2 separate regions of the Homo sapiens genome follow, and region 2 is linked to region 1. A link is an interaction called in ENCODE POLR2A ChIA-PET data of the cell type or tissue named here. Cell type or tissue: OCI-LY7. All regions are shown on one strand.

Region 1 (2,500 bases):
AACACTCTTCTCAGATGAAGCTTGTAAATTATGCCATTTTCTGGGAAGAGTCCCAGCCTTAAACCAGCTCCTTTTTCCTCAACTAACACTTGCCAAGGCCAGCCTGAATCTTTCTGCCTTTTATCCACATTAGTCACGGCCTTCTCTTTTCTAGTGTGGATTTGTGGTTTGGCTTGGTGACCCTCAGCTCACAAAATGAGTTGCAAGCAACTTTCTCAACTTTCCTAAATAGGCAGACCCCACTTAGTAAACAGCTTGTCCAACACTTCTATCCAAGACCACTTCTCTTCCCCTCGCTTTCCAGCCCCCATTGTGGGCTACTGTGCCACCGCCATAGGGCCAGGAGTGGGAAACCTGGGCCCTGCAAAGGAATTTATGGATTTACATGTAGAGAGAGGGAAGGAATTGTGAAAAACAGGAATAGCTTAGGGGAAAGGGTCCTGGAGTCCTAAGAAGGAAAGGGAAGTTCAGAGAAGAAGGTGAAATAATACAAACTTGACCTTTAAAGTGTTACTCAGCTGGGCACAGTGGCTCATGCCTGTAATCCCAGTACTTTGGGAGACCGAGGTGGGCGGATCACAAGGTCAGGAGTTCAAGACCAGCCTGGCCAACATAGTGACACCCCATCTCTACTAAAATTACAAAAATTAGCCGGGCATGGTGGCATGTGCCCGTAGTCCCAGCTACTCGGGAGGCTGAGGCAGGAGAATTGCTTGAACCTGAGAAGTGGAGGTTGCAGTGAGCCAAGATCGTGCCATTGCACTCCAGCTTGGGCAACAGAGTGAGACTTCATCTCAAAAAAAAAAAAAAAAAGTTCCTGAGGGTCAAGCCTGGACCAGGAAACCAAGAGGAGAGACTCAACTTCCTCCTATTTTTTTACCCTCATACACCCTCTGACCTTTTGCTTCTATGACCCGAGCTCTTGTTTTTGCTTTTGGGCTGATTCAGTTACATTATAGGCTCAGAGAGCCTTGGGTAGGCTAATCTCCACTTACTGCATCAATGAAAAATGCATTCTGAGTTCCAACTTGCCAGCCCAGGAGCTTCTAGAGCACGACCCACTGGTGAGTGAGAGACTGCAGGTGTTGTATGGAGAACTAGTCCTAGAATTGTCCCTATGCATAAGGGAACCGACACCAGCCACCAAGTGCTCTTTACTTCCTGAGATCTGGATGTGGGTTGGTATTTCTGTACACATGGATCCGACCAGAAGAAAGTAGGAGAGAACCTAGTAAACTTGAGATTGGAGGTTATGTGAAATCACCAAACTAGATGATTCCAGCAAAAAGAGTTTCTGTGATGTGTGTGTAGGTTCACACCCCTTAAGATAACCATACTTGACTGTATGATAGTCGCAGGAGTCACTTACTTACTACAGATGCATCAGAGACCATGTGATGAAGAAGATGGCTTCCCAGTGGAGTTGCAAGGTGCCTCTGGGGGGTGTGTTTTTAAATTGTCAACAGCTTCCACATGGTGTTTATATCCTTAACTTTTGGCATTGGGGGCATTCAGATGAGGTCATCCGCTTGGGTCCATTTCCTGAGTGTTGATCATTTTGCGACACAGAGAACAGCGTCTTCTATTCTTAGAGCCTTCAAGCCTAAATGCTCCCTGCCTGGCTCCAGGCCCATGCCCCCTTCCTCCCCACCCACTTTCCCCAGAAAATTTTTGTTGTGGAAAATTACACATTCACAAATTGTGTTTCTTTCCTCACACCAAGCATATTCCCACACAGAGACAGATTCTGGAATGATCTCATGGATGACTCATGCCATTATCTGGCTGTTTATAGGAGCTGCCTTTAGACAAAGATTTGGTCATAAGCTACGTTAAGACCCCTTCATTGTCTGCCAGTTGCCCTTGCAGGGGATGGCTTATGGCTTATCGATGGAGTCCTGAGTGGGAGTGGGAAGGGACTTCTAGACTAAAAGCTGCTTTTGACTTCACTTTTGTCCATCAACTGTGGACCCTGTTCCATTGTCTCTGAACTCTGGAGGCACCTTCTGCTTGATGTCAGCAAGCAGGCCTGGTCCAAGATGGCAGCTGCACTGTATCGGAAGGGCAACAAACGGGACTCTTAAGCTAAGGGGAAGACTTGTGTCGTCGACTTCCGGCCCATGTGTAATCTCTTAATTAAAATTTAGCTCACAAGTGGTATTTCCTTTCGTAATCCAGCTTTCAGGCTTTGCTTTAGGTGCAGGAAATCTCTCACTCCTTATTCTCTTTGAAGGGTCTGGAAATCCTGTTAATATTTAATTGGCTTTTAAATTATTGACACATCAAAGTGTTCAACCTATTGTTGTCCTTTGAAGAGCTAGCGCCTAGTGGAGCTCCTGGCAGGTGTTCCAAGTTCTTGGGCTTAGAGCACCATTAGAGAAAGGATGGTGGAGAGAAGTCAGGACCACTCCATTTTGGAAGCAGAAAGCCTTGGAACCTAGTTAATTGGATCACACTTTTTCCATCTAGTTTCCAGGTGTTAGATATTTAAGTCTTGTCT
Region 2 (2,500 bases), 190 kb after region 1:
ACAGCAGTAACTGCCATGTATTGACAAGCTTATGGCTGTACAACAGCGCTATCTGTCCCAAGACAGACTGTTCCAAGAGCATCATCCAAGACTAGGTGGCAACAACCAGTCACCAGGCAAACACCTAGACAAGAGAATGACCCCATAAGGTTGCTATGTAGAGCCAATACTGGCAGGCACAGGAGATATGGCCTCTTTGCAATATAAGAAATGTGTTGGCCGGGCATGGTGGCTCATGCCTGTAATCCCAGCACTTTGGGAGGCCGAGGCAGGTGGATCACCTGAGGTCAGGAGTTCGAGACCAGCCTGACCAACACGGTGAAACCATATCTCCACTAAAAATACAAAAAAAATTAACTGGGCATGGTGGTAGGTGCCTGTAATCTCAGCTACTCAGGAAGCTAAGGCAGGAGAATTGCTTGAACCCGGGAGGCAGAAGTTGAAGTGAGCCGAGATCGTGCCATTGCCCTCCAGCTTGTGTGATAAGAGCAAAACAGGTTCTGAGGCTCATTTGACATTTGAGAGGGAATGGGGGCCTCTTTGAGCTCCAGGTTAGAAGGGCAATCTAAATGAGTTCTCCATGGCCTATGCTGCCCAGTCTTAACTTAGGACCCACTCTCCAGCCCCACCATTACAATCCCCACCCCATAGTAACCTCTGGGACTCCAAACTGTCTTCCTGATATTTCCATTTTTAGAAGAGCCAAACCTCTGTCATCTCTGCATTCATAGTTACTCAGTAAAGCTGGGCTTCACTTCCCTAATGACATAATCAGAAAACAAAGCCCAGGAGGAAAGAGCAGCCACAGCAAATACAAACCCAGCCCAGCACACACGAAAGAACGTGGGTGCTGGATCCTTCTGCTAAACATCTGGTAACGCTCCTTTGCCAAGGGCCATGGGAACTGGAAATCCTGAGCTGTACCAGCTCAGGTACAAGATCTACCAAAAACCCAGATATGGGGATCTTGGACAAAAAGTTTAATGGAGCTGTGGGTGGCTGTGAATGCACCTGCAGGAGACAGTGGTGAAAAGACTTCTGTGGAGTTTAGCTAGGAGCTGAAAAGAAGATGTGATCACAGATATTCCGAGATACGTAGAACCTAGCAGCACACTGTCAAGTCCAAGGGACAAATGTCTAGTGGGTCTCAAACTTCTACAGTCAAAGGACAACTTCTTGCAGGGAAGCAATCTTGAGAATCTTTGGCCAGTTCTACTAGTCATTAGCTGCCCTTCAAAACATCAATTAGAAGGCTGGGCACAGTGGCTCATGCCTGTAACCCCAGCACTTTGGGAGGCTGAGAGGGGAGGACTGCTTGAGGTCAGGAGTTAGAGACCAGCCTGGGCAATATTGCAAACCCCCATCTCTACAGAAAATTAAACAATTAGCTGGGCATGGTAGTGCACACGTGTAGTCCCAGTCACTTGGGAAACTGAGGTGGGAGGATAGCTTGAGCCCAGAAGTTCAAGGCTGCAGTGAGCTAAGATTGAGCCACTGCACTCCAGCCTGGACGACAGAGCAAGACCTTGCCTCAAAAAAAAAAAAAAATTAATAAAAGTATGGAGAATTCTATCAACAGATAAATGCATAAGCAAAATGTGATGAGTACATGTAGACATTGTTCAGCCTCCACAAGGAATGAAATTCTGATTCATGCTACAACATGCATGAAACTTGAAAACATTAATGCTAAGTAAAATAAGTCAGACACCAAAGAACAAATATTGTACAACTCAATTTATACAAGGTACCCAGAATAGGCAAATTCATAGACAAAGAAAGCAGAACAGGGGTTACTAGGAGCAAGTGGGAGGGGAGAATGGGAAGATATCATTTAATGGGTACAGAGTTTATGTTTGGAATGATGAAAAAGTTCTGGGCAAAAATAGTTATGATGATTGTACAATATTGTGACTATAATCAATGCCAATGAATTGTATACTTAAAAAATGGTTAAAATGGTAAATCTTATGTAATACATATTTTATTAATAACACAATAAACAAAAAAATTTTTCATGGGAAAAATGGCATTGCTTTTAAGAAAATATGAGTAAGGTAATTTTTTAAAGACTACTATTAATAAGTAAATAATTTACATCAGATATTATGTGATAATTAGAATCAGCAAGGAAGACTCATGTTGATCTGCACCAGTGGTCCCCAGGCTATAATGTGACAGCCAATTCCCTCATTCTGGCCCAAGCTCCTGCTTCTCCAAAGGAATACGTTTACCCATTTGGAGCCAGGGTCCTTCAGTATTTCAATATTGTAACTATCTCAGGCCTTGTGAATTCTGTATCCCTATTTGTTTAAATGAAGCCCAATTCTTACTGAACTATCCACCATAACAATGGAGTATTTAGTAAGACTTGTGCTTAGTATAACATATAAAATCCCAAAAATATCTTTATTTCATCCAATTAAGGATACTATATCATGAAAATGCAAAATTGTGACTTAATAACTTCTCCTTTGGATTAGCTAAGCATACAGTGTGG

The links. ChIA-PET counts read pairs that join two places held together with the same protein. Peaks named below come from ENCODE experiments on the same cell type or tissue, not always from the same donor. Only the 100,000 strongest peaks of a DNase experiment are listed, where the experiment ranks them.
Region 2: POLR2A ChIA-PET joins it to region 1 with 13 read pairs; 4 of 35 experiments call an interaction of 5 or more read pairs at or near these places.

The regions. Positions count from the first base shown.
Region 1 is chr18:23,225,606-23,228,105 of GRCh38, forward strand. The region is part of intron 4 of CABLES1 (Cdk5 and Abl enzyme substrate 1); the gene reads left to right. Among named protein-coding and RNA genes, the nearest start is that of CABLES1, 91 kb to the left of the region's middle. RefSeq lists an enhancer at 1,048-1,147. In OCI-LY7, CTCF peaks have their summits at 1,046 and 1,251; DNase peaks (open chromatin) are centred at 1,066 and 2,346; H3K4me3 peaks cover 934 bases; H3K27ac peaks cover 2,500 bases.
Region 2 is chr18:23,415,709-23,418,208 of GRCh38, forward strand. The region is part of intron 3 of SLC35D4 (solute carrier family 35 member D4); the gene reads right to left. Among named protein-coding and RNA genes, the nearest start is that of SLC35D4, 21 kb to the right of the region's middle. In OCI-LY7, no CTCF peak of the experiment used is centred here; no DNase peak of the experiment used is centred here.